2 separate regions of the Homo sapiens genome follow, and region 1 is linked to region 2. A link is a loop called in an ENCODE intact Hi-C map of the cell type or tissue named here. Cell type or tissue: ascending aorta. All regions are shown on one strand. Links, peaks and the distances in the headings refer to the core of each region. The heading gives the core; the rest is flanking DNA.

Region 1 (5,814 bases), core at 1,447-3,946, 180 kb after region 2:
TCTCAGCCTATATACTTGAGAATAAACTGAAACATTAATATATTTTAAAAGGAGTAGATAAAACAGCTGGGCTTGACATAATTGAATTTTCTTATTGAATATATGGTGGACAACATAATGGATTTCATGACGTGATTTGAAAGGTGACTAACACTCCTTTGGTTCTGTGATGCACAACGATAAAAAAAGTAATGCAGGCCGGGTGTGGTGGCTTATGCCTGTAATCCCAACACTTTGGGAGGTTGAGGCAGGCAGATCACCTGAGGCCAGGAGTTTGAGACCCGCCTGGCCAACATGCTGGAACCCCATCTCTACTAAAAATACAAAAAATTAGCCAGGAGTGGTGGTGGGCACCTGTGGTCTCAGCTACTTGGGATGCTGAGGCAGGAGAATCGCTTGAACCCAGGACGCAGAGGTTGTAGTAAGTCAAGATTGCACCACTACACTCCAGCCTGGGTGACAGAGCGAGACTCTGTCTCAAAAAAAAAATAAAAAATAAAAAAATAAAAAAATAAAAAAAATAAAGAAAAGAGAAAAAGAAAAAGGAAAAGAAAATAATGGTGATGTAGTATCATTTGAAAGACATTAGGGCTTACTTCATAAATCTTTGTCATTCACATTTGAAAATTATACTGTTGAGGATATGTCTGTGTTGTGCATGGGTAGCTGAAACCTGATATTGGCCACGTTCCATTTTATCTACATTTAAGTGGGGATTAGACATTTGACCCCAATAAATGGAATCCTAGTGCTCTAGGGTACATAGAGGATATTCCAGAGCATTTGGTCGCTTAAGTGAAGAATCGTTTGTCTGAACTCTAATGAAAGAGAGAATGAGGTTTTGAGTGACACTGACTAGGTAGAGGCCTGGAAAGTAACTTGGTGGTTGTTGGTAATGAAGAGGAGGCCCAGCCTTAGGTACCAGAATGTCAGCAGGTACCCATAGCTAACACCTAATTAACTCCACATCTGTCCTCTGTTGTTCCTGGCCCTCTGCCCTTACTCCCACAATGCCTGAGGCTCTCCTCTGTATACCCCAGCATCTTAAACAATCCAGGCTCTCTCTGCTCTCCCCTGTCCATGCATCCTGAAAGTCCAAGCCTACCCTAAAACCCATGCACTAGCACCATCTCCTCATGGGACTGAGGACGGGACCTTCCAAGGGGGTAGTAATAGCCCCTGAAATGTACATAACTCTCAATGCCTTGTAAAGCCCTTTCATATATAATAGCTTATTTGATGTTCACAATTTATCCATGAAGCAGGCGAGGAATATTCTGATTCTGTTTTATGGACGTGAAAGTTGAGGTTCTCAGAAGTAAGGTAAGTGGCAGAACCACCACCATCTACCACATCTTTAGGATCCTTTCTCCTCTACAGTGATTCATAAACCTCTGTACCAAAGGCTCTTAAAAGTCCATGGGAATAACTCCACAATGATGATAAAATAAATTCCCCTCATTGTAAAGCAATTTTTTAAAAACCCATAAAATTATATTAAGTCTATTGAAGCTAACACTGTATTCAAATGCAATAAAATAACTATATAAATGCTTTGCTTAAAAGGACAGCACCCTAATTAAGAAGATTGTTAAAAGGATGGAGCATATGAATACATCTATTACACAGGATTTACTAGAACTCTTTGTACCCACAGCAATAAAGTGGGACCAGCTGTTGCCTGGAACACGGAAACAGCCTTATGAGGTAGAAACTGGATATTATAGTGATTCTTCTTAAAAATGAAGGTGCTTGCACATTCTCTGGATTCCTTCTTACATTTTATTTCATTCAAGATGTATCTTGTATATTTTATGCATCTTCTGTGTCCCAGCTTCTGCATTTGTGGGCAAGCTATCCTTGAATATCCATTTCATGCTTGAATTTGCAGGGCTAAAGACACTTTGCAGCATTGGCTCTTTCTGCCTCTGTAAAATGACATCTTTGTTTGAAAAGCCTTTTTGTTTTTGATGGCTACAAATCCAAGAGACTCCATTTCCAAAAGTCCACTGCCTGTCTGCATTTTTGGGCGTGGGATTCATGATGCCTGTAAAGCGTTCTTCCTTTGTTTACACTTCTTTCGCTGTCTCGGACTTTAGCTGACACTTGGCTCCATGCCATGGTCATGGGCTCTTGTGCCTCTGCTCTATTAGCGAGGCATCTTGTCAACATGGTGGGCCAGCAAGCGTACTGGTGAGATTTCATGCATTCCCTCTCTGTGACATTAGGATGGTGGATGAAAAAGGTAGAAGATAGGTCTGTGCTGGGACTAAGTGCATGGTGGTAAAGGTTGAGTATTACAGTCCACACAGCAAGACAAGGCTCTCATCCCACCTACTTTAAGAAGCAATCCCCAATGGGCCAACAGTCACTAGTTTCCCCGGAGGAGTCATCTCAGCACTTTGAGATCCAGTTTGTTTTACGGTACTCTCCATGTTGCTCTCTGGGTAAAAGAGCATTTTTCTTCTGGTTATATCATGTCTGGGTGTGGAAAGGGGAGTCACTGACTCTGGCTTCACGCTTGGGGTGCTAGCTCAGGTTCAGCATAGAAAAAAGAAAACCATTACAAATATAATATTTCAAGCAGAAAGAGATTGGCTTCATCTAGGAAATTCAGTGCTCACAACATTTTAGAAGAGAAGGAGTAGTAAAAATCAGCTTCTGGTGTTTTGGTTTCAAGATCAACCACTGTTGCTATAAGCTAGAGGTCAGAAAACCTGAGCTCCTGCCACCTCTGTTCCAGACACTGGTGACCAGGGAGTGGAGTGCAGAGCCCAGTTGTTGCTACTTGCTTTTGTTGGCACATCTTGTCTGCTGTCACAGCTGTGGGAAAACAGTCTCCACCTCTCCTCTGCCTTCCAAATAGCATGAAAGTTCATTTCACTGGCAGAATTTAAATCTCACCCAGAACCCTGGCTGCCTTCCAGACCCTTGGAGGAAACACAAATGAGAGTAAGAGTAGATGTCTACTGTCAGCAGATAATATCTAGTATGGCACTTTGGTTGCTGTTTAGTGACTTTTTTTTTTTTTCTTTTTCCCATAGGAGGATAAGGTGAGATTCCTTCACAAATGGTGGCTCCAACTGGAATTCATTGTCCCAAATTCTGAGAACTCCTGAGGAAAGATCCAAAAGTAATATGGCTCAAGATTTTTGAACTGCCCAGGCTCTACTCAGGCTCTTGGACATCTTGCCCATCTCAAAGGTTTGTTTTTTCTCTGCAACAATGTTCAATATGGTGTAGGCAAAGAAACAGCATTTGGAATCATAAGATGAGGGTTTGCATTTCACCTCTACCTCTTTCTACATCAAAGGCATTTCACTGGCAGAACTGAAATCTCACTCAGAACCCTGGCTGCCTTCCAGATGCTAGGAGGGTAGGAGTAGATGTTTACTGTCAGCAATATCTAGTGTGGAACTTTGGTTGCTTTTGGGTAGTCCAACCTTTTGGCTTTCCTGAGCCACACTGGAAGAAGAAGAATTGCCTTGGGCCACACATAAAATACACTAACATTAATGATAGCTGATGAGCAAAAAAGACCTCATAATGTTTTAAGAACATTTACAAATTTGTGTTGGGCAGCATTCAAAGCCATCCTGGCTGCGTGTGGCCTGTGGGCCATGGGTTGGACAAGCTTGTTCTAGATGTTCATTTATTATTTCTGAGCCTCAGTTTCTCATTTGAACTATGAAGAAAATGATTGGATTATTGCTAGAATCCAGGGGAAGAATGGATTTGTAAACTGTAACGCTTGCTTTAGAGACTGGGAGTGCAAGTGGATGATAGGTCTCAGCTGTATCCCTGACCTGATGTGGCTCTTAGCCTAAGAAAGTCATCTCATCCAAGGGCTTGCCCTCTTTCTGGGGCAGCCTGTATTCAATGACCAGGGAGAAGAGAAGGGATACAAATATCTCAGTCCCCTAAAGGGCCCTCCAGCTCTTGAGCTCCCCGTGGTATCAGATGAGGATTCTACTGGAACATCATCACAGTTCAAGTTCTCTCTCTGCCCTCTCCTGTGTACCTTGCCCTGTGATCCAGGGGACAGATGTTGATCCAGAGGACACTCCTCCCAAAACCTCCTTGCACAAAAATTTCTGTCTGGGATTCTGTTTCCTGGGAAACCCAAACATCAACACTGGCTTAGCAGAAAAGGAATTTATTAAAGGATAATAAGTAGCTCATAGGATCTCTAGGAAGGCCAGCAAGCCAGGCGTGGAGAACGCGTTCTAAGAAACAAAGCCTCAGATCACTCCCTAAGATAGCTCCCTGGGAAATCTACAGAGAAAGATGGGACTCATAAAGTGGGGGATATCTTCAAATGTAGGAAGGAGATTCAGATACTGGAATCAACAACAAAAGAAAAGGCAAATGCCTGGGAAGCCTCATTGTGATGTTAGTTATGGAAATATTTGGTAATAGATTCTTGCAAAAGTACAATTATACTTTATTAGAGGTCTTTGTAGGGGTCATAATCTTAACCCACAGTCAATTTACCAGATCAGTAGAAGGGCTGTTTTTGGTCGGAGAATGGTGCACTGCCTTTGGAAGCAGAAAGTCTGGACCAAGAATAGATGCACAGTAGATAATCAAAAAATGAATCCTAAATACTCAGTTTCCCTACGGTTCAGACTCACCCTTTTCTGTACAACACTGTTATTAGTTGATCTTTCTCAGTCCCCTGGCTTCAATACTATCTTGATGATGGTGAATGCAACATTCATAGCACCAGCCTTAACCTCTCTGCTGAACTTCAGATTTATAGATTCAAACCTCTCCCCTTTAATACCCAAAAGACATTAATTAAACCAAAAAAGAAATCTTCACTCTGCCCCCAAATCTGCCTCCCCCACCACTCTTTCATTTCAGAAATTCACACTGCCCTGAGTCAGGCTGGGGCTTCATGCTCCCTTCCTGTGGCTAATAAGCCCTACTTGAAAAGATTCTCTAAATTCATTCACTTTTTTCCTTCTGCATTATGCCCTCCTGAGTCACCAGCCACTATCGCACTTGCACTATTACATCAGGCTCTGCATGAACTCCCTGCTTCCACTTCCCCGTTTAATCCATCCTTTACCAAGAGCATCATGTAATCCACCTTTGACTCTAAGTGGATTTAGAATAAAATCTAAATTCCCAGCTGTCTATAATGAGTACTCACAAACCCAGTGCTCCAGCACTGACCTGGCCTCCCCCTGCCACCCCATCCCACCTCTCTGACCTCAATCTTCTACAGTGCTCCCTCTGTCCATTAGCCTGTTCCAATCACACCCATCCCTTTTAGCTATGGGGCCTTTAGCTACAGGGCCTTCTGTGCTCAGAAGGTGCTGCCTTCAGATTGTACGAGGCTGGCTCCATCTTTCAATCAAGCCTCAACTCAAATGGCCTCCTGGAGAGAACTTGCCCATCACCCAATTTAAAATAGCCACTTTCTCTCCGGTCACTTTCTATTAGATCACTCTATTATATTTTCTTCACAGCATTTACTACCATTTAAAACTATCTGAATGTTGATTTATTGTCCTCCTTCACTTAAATACAAACTTTTTGAAAACTCCAACTTTGTCTCTCTTGTTCATGCTGCAGCCCAAGTGTCTAGATCAGTACCTGGCATGTAGGAGGCATTCCATATATATTTCTAGAAGGAATTAACCTTATTCATCAACCTGTCTTATCTACAAAAATCTAGAGTGGGACTTTTTAACCTGGGTCCATGTACCCCCAACCTGTGAAGAGAATTCAGGGACCTTGTGAACTTAGATGGGAAAAAAAAATCACATGTTTATTTCACTAATTCCTAACTGAACCTAAACCACA
Region 2 (5,814 bases), core at 2,195-4,694:
GTGTCCCCACCCAAATCTCATCTTGAATTGTAGCTCCCGTAATTCCCATGTGTTGTGGGAGGGACCCTGTGGGAGATAATTGAATCATGGGGGCGGGTCTTTCCCATGCTATTCTCATGATAGTGAATAAGTTTCATGAGATCTGATGGTTTTATAAAGGGGAGTTTTCCTGCACAAGCTCTCTTTGCCTGCCGCCATCCATATAAGACTTGACTTGCTCCTCCTTGCCTTCCACCATGATTGTGAGGCCTCTCCAACCACGTGGAACTGCAAGTCCATTAAATCTCTTTCCTTTATAAACTACCCAGTCTCGGGTATGTCTTTATTAGCAGCATGAGAACAGACTAATACAGATACCTTCCAACCATGTTCTGAATCCACCAGGCAGTAATTACTACCTTCCTGAAATGTGGTATATTTCCATAGGGACTGCATTCCTGCCTGCCAGGCAGTGCCACCAGCCTGTAGGGTAGTGGCTTGTGGAAAGAGTGAGAAGAGCAGGCCTCTTCCTGCAACTGTCTACCCTCATCAGGCACGGCCTGAGACCGACAGCGACTGCGGGACATCACTGCATCTGTGGGAGATGAGAGGACAATGACCCGCAGGGTCTGTTTGCCTTTAGGAGCAATGGACTGGACAGCCACCCTGGGAAGACTGTGGAGCCTGCAGCAGGTGTGGGTGGCTGGCCTGGGTGGCCGCAATCAGGCGTGCACAGCTAATGTCGCAGCCCCTACTGCTCAGTGTGGAGGACCTTAGGAGGATCCCAGCATGGAGGGCGAGAGCCATGCACAACCCACACATGTGACTCAAGTGGGGTCTGCGGTGGATGGTCTGTAGCCAGGGCCCTGAACATGCCCTATACGCCATGTGAGTGAATTGCCCCAAATCAGCACCACTGGTGGCCTCACCTCTCATGCAAGAAACATTGCTCTGGGCAGTGGGAGTGGCCCAGGCCACCCTCCTAGTCGTGACGATTGCAAAGGCACGAGTCACCAAGCTCTGTGGGTACCTGCATCCTGATCCTTGCTCAGGGTGCCCCCGGGGACGATTCTGACAGTTCCTGCAGGTGTAGGCACGGATGTGCAACCTGGAAAATTTCAAGGAAGGTGCCCCAGGGCACAGGCCAGGATAGGCTGGCTCCCTTCCCGGGTCTAAGGGCCATTCTGCTGCCCAGCCGCAAACCCGGAAGATTCTGATCTATGGGGCTGGGGCGTGGCTCCCCCACCATAGGTATAAAAACCTCCTCAGGTGACTCTCCCGTGCAGCCAGGTTGAGAACCACAGTGACCTCGCTCACTGACTCACAAATTTGTTGGCACATTGGAATCACCAGGGAGGTTTAATACATTCTAAGCCTGGATGCCACTCCCTGAGTTTTGACTTAATTGGTCTGGGGTGTAACCTAGCATTGGGATTGGAGAATCAATGACCTCTCATTTGAGGTGGTTTTTTAAAACCTCCAGTGGTGCCCTACATCTGATTGGCTATCAGTTGCACACTTAGCTTGGAAGGCCCCTGGATGCTGGTTTTGTGGGAGAGATTCCCCTTGCCCACTCTTTCATTGCCTGATTGGCTTCCCTGACCCCACAGGTGGCATCTTCCTCAAGTCAACCAGCGTGGTAGTCAGAGAGGGCTAACAGGAATGGGGAAAAACTTTCAACCTCCAGAGGAGTGGAAATACTGGGACTGTGGTCACACCTGGTCAACAGTCCTAAATATGAGTGTGAAAAGTCACTTGAACATTCAGAGACAAAGCTCTGGTCTCTGGTCACCACCCCTCTTTTTTTTTGAGCCAGAGTCTTGCTCTGACACCCAGGCTGGAGTGCAGTGGCAAGATACTGCTCACTGCAGCCTCGACCTCCTGGGCTCAAGCAATCCTCCTACCTCAGCCTTCTGAGTCACTGGAACTACAGGCGTGAGTCACTGAGCCTGGCTCTCCAACCCCTTTTAGAGGCTTTTTAGTTCTCAGGCTGCAGTGTAAACTGACTTTCTCTGACCCCAGGGATGAGTCAGGCAAATGTGAAGCCAAGGGGTCAACATGGAGCTGCTTCTTCCGTGGAGTATCAATTTTATTTGACAATGTACATTTGGAAAGTCAAGTAAACTTACTGACTAGAAATGCACAACCTTATTTTAATATCATAATACATGAGAATATTGTAAACCATGATGCATAACTTGCATAATTAAAAATGAAAATCAATTATTTTTATTTTTACTTTTAGATACAGGTTCTTGTTCCATCACCCAGGCTGAAGTGCAGTGGTGGAATCCATAGCTCACTGCAGCTGCAAACTCGTGGCCTCAAGCAATCCTCTTGCCTTGGGCTCCCAAAGTGCTGGGATTATAATCATGAGCCAACACACCTGGCCAGTCTAAGACATTTTATGCTTGCACTGGATGTTTCAGAACAGGCATCCCCATTCCCCATTTATCTTGTATTAAGAGTTGTTTGTTAAAAAAGCTTGAGACCCACTGGAACTAGTAGGTTCAACCTATTTCTCTGTGATCTAAATGAATTCGCATAGGATTTTTCTCTGCTGGGGATGTTCTTCCCTCACTTGGTTACCTGATGAACTCCCATTTGCCCCTCAAAGCCCGCCTTAGATTTCTAGCATACCTTTCTTCTCCTGTCAGTGAGAGGTTATCACCACCTACTCTGTACTGTGCTTAGTACATATCTGCGTTTATGCTTATTCCGCATTGGTGTAATTTATTTGTTTATGTGTCTATTTCATCTATAAGACTAGATACTCTTTGAGGGCAGGAATTACATTTCATACATTGTTCTTCCTCATCTTAGCACCAGGCCTGGCATAGAGCAGATCTCAACAAGAGTTAGTTGATTAAAAGCCATGTTTTTCTTTACTTCTTAAAGAATAACTGAAAAATCCCAAACGCTCCAAATTGCTGCTAGTTGAAATTCAAAAGGAGATCGTTTTGGTGCTTTTTTCTGAGTCAGCTGTGTGACTCTGAGTATGCCCAGAAAACACAGGAGTTGCCCTGGCAGGGGGGTTGGTTATAGAGGGGTTGTCACTAGATCCTGGCCCCTTGGGGAAAGGGAGAGAGGAGGACATTGAAGAAGGGACAGTCCAGCAGCTGGCCCAGCTGTGGGGCCTGTGGTCTCCCCTCCTCTGCCCCCTCCCGTGCTCTTTGGATAGCCTTGTACTTACAGCCACTTGGACAAGCCTTAGCATTGTTTGCCTCTAGTGTAGGGTCAGAGGCCTTGTAGGAATGGCATGATTCTGCTTCCTTAAATAGTGACTTGGGAATGAAATGAGTAACCATGTCTTTAATTAGCCATACCCCAGAGGCCCGTAGGGGGTTGGTAAATGGTGGGCTTCCAGCCAAGATCAGCACTATGTGGCTGGTATTCGGTCCAGGGAGGCTTAGGGGGATGTTTTATTGGCCTCTCTCCCTCCAGTTGTCCTGTCAGCCCCTGATCCATGCTGTCGCCCTTTCAGCACGATGGGCTTCTCAAGACTGACAGAGGAAAGAAGGGAGGAGAGAGGCTAACCCAGTCTGCACATCTGTTAGGTTGGTGCAAACGTTAATTGTGGTTTTTGCCATTACTCGATTTTGCATTTACTTTTACATCAACCTTATATAATATCATGGGCCAGCCTCTGTGCCCAACACTGAGAAGGGCAAAATCAAAGGACTTTAGAGAAGGACTAAAATGTAACCCAACAAAAACATATAGTCCCAGAGCAGTCAAAGAAAGAGGGAGTGAAAGATATTTCAGAAAAACTTAAGTTCTTTGCTCTTTCTCCTTCTCCTTCTTCTTCTTCTTTTTTTGACAGAGTATTGCTCTGTCACCAGGCTGCTGGAGTGCAGTGGCGCAATCTCGGCTCACTGCAACCTCCGCCTCCTGGGTTCACGCCATTCTCCTGCCTCAGCCTCCCGAGCAGCTGGGACTACAGGTGCGCACCACTATGCCCCGCTTATTTTTTTGTGTATTTTAGTAGAGACAGGGTTTCACCATGTTGGCCAGAATGGTCTCGATCTCCTGACCTCATGATCCGCCCACCTTGGGCTCCTGAAGTGCTGGGATTACAGGCGTGAGCCACTGTGCCCAACCTTGTATTTTCAAACTCTGTAAATGGAATCTACACAGGCTACCCTTAATTCAGCCTCCTTCCATTTTCTATCCACTTCCTCACACCCTGAGTCTGCCCTGGCACTCTTTCCTCAAAACGCTGCAGAAAACTGCCCTGGCCTGTGCACTTTTCCCTTTACCCTTGTAGAGAGAAAAGAAATCTTTCTAGCCCGAGTCCACATGCCTTTCATCTCTACTAAATATCCTCCTTTCCTTCTGCCTCTTCATTTTTCTCTCCCTAACTTTTGATGCTATATTACAGAAAAGAATAATTCTGCAAGGGAAATCTTTATCCCCAGGGAGAGTGGCAAAAACCAATGGGAAAAGGCCTCTTTCGATGGTGAGGAGAGAGGAGACAGGCTAGGGATACTCACAAGTTAAGAACGTTGGTCCTGTCTCTTAGACTCACACAGTACTGAAGTGTGGATGTCCTCGAGCAAAAGCACAGAGGAGATCTGCGGAGTCTACCCAAGATGCTGAGGATTGCTTCCCAGAGACGAAATGCCTGAGTGGAGATTTGAAAGAAGGCTAGGAGTTCACCAAGAGACCCAGGAGAAAGGGATATCCATTTAGAGAGAATGACATGGGTAAAGTCATTTGGATAAGACAAGAGTCAGGTCCCTCATCCACTTTGTAGCTCCTGACCTCCAGACTTTCCAGAACTGTGACTGCATATGAGATTCAGGATACCTTCCTTTCAGCTGTTGATATTGAACTCCTAGGGTCCAAATGGGAACTTGATGGAGGAGATGCTAACGGGTCCATAGGGCAGGCAGGAGAGATGCTCCTGTCTTTTCCTGGGAAGGGAATGCAAATACAGCCACTATCCTGTGCCTGGGATATAAGTCTATTCCCTCCTGAGAAAGGAGAAAACACTTTGGGCAGGTCCGGGCAGGGCAGGGCAGGGCAGGGTAAGACTGGCTTTGCCCAGACCAACTTTGGTGCTCTCAGAAAGCAGGTAGAAAGCCTGACTATAAACAAGCTCTCTCAGCTTCCTCTTTATTGGATCCACCAGTCCTCAAGAGGTTTATTCTTAAGTTACTGTTCAGTCTGGGCTCAACCTGTCCTTATTTCTTCACTCCCACTACCTCTAACTTCGAACACTTACTTGTGCATCTGAGATTTTAAATAATATGGTATTCTGGAATGTTTGAAGCTCCGGTGTATAGGAATGGTGTTGCATGTGTTAACAGAGCGGCAGGAATTCTACAAAGCTCTCTCTGGAGCTTTGTGTGTGTTTTTCCCATACCAGCAGCATCAGAATTACCTGGGAGCTTGTTAGAAATGCATGTTTTGGGGGCCCCATCTCAGACCTATGGAACCCGTGGGGTGGGACCCAGCAATCTGTGTTTTAACAAGCCTCTAACATGCTCACATTTTGGACATGCTCAATTGAGCTAGAAGGCTATGTCATGCCGGGGAATTAGCCTGTGATGAGTAGGACTGAGTCCCCGGGTTTGCAGGTTCCAAGGCACAGAAAACACTGTTTATTTAAGGGACTTCTTCTCTGAATGGGCATAAAAGCATTCTTTGCCCTTTTCCATGAACACTATCAGCTTCAGAAAATGCCACATGTGTTGCATCAGAGGGAGACTTCTGACTTCTCAGCAGGTAAATGTACCTTGACTCCAAGGATGGGGAAAAGAGGGGGCTTCAGAAAATGCAAATAAGGCTGCCAGTGGCTGCAGGTGACCTCCACTGGAAGTGTTTCAGCTC

Evidence for each region. A loop is a pair of places that touch in the nucleus more often than their neighbours do. Peaks named below come from ENCODE experiments on the same cell type or tissue, not always from the same donor. Only the 100,000 strongest peaks of a DNase experiment are listed, where the experiment ranks them.
Region 1: a loop joins it to region 2, with 2.4 times the contacts of the local background. A loop is called at or near these places in 3 of 110 quality-filtered maps.

The regions. Positions count from the first base shown.
Region 1 is chr4:38,363,827-38,369,640 of GRCh38, forward strand. LINC02513 (long intergenic non-protein coding RNA 2513) reads left to right here and starts at 3,088. Exons shown (of 2, transcript NR_149123.1): 1 at 3,088-3,204. RefSeq lists enhancers at 2,669-2,748, 2,869-3,008. In ascending aorta, for the core only: no CTCF peak of the experiment used is centred there; DNase peaks (open chromatin) are centred at 2,176 and 2,815; H3K27ac peaks cover 1,928 bases.
Region 2 is chr4:38,187,717-38,193,530 of GRCh38, forward strand. No RefSeq gene overlaps it. Among named protein-coding and RNA genes, the nearest start is that of LINC02513, 180 kb to the right of the region's middle. RefSeq lists an enhancer at 1,841-2,010. In ascending aorta, for the core only: no CTCF peak of the experiment used is centred there; a DNase peak (open chromatin) is centred at 3,315; H3K27ac peaks cover 2,482 bases.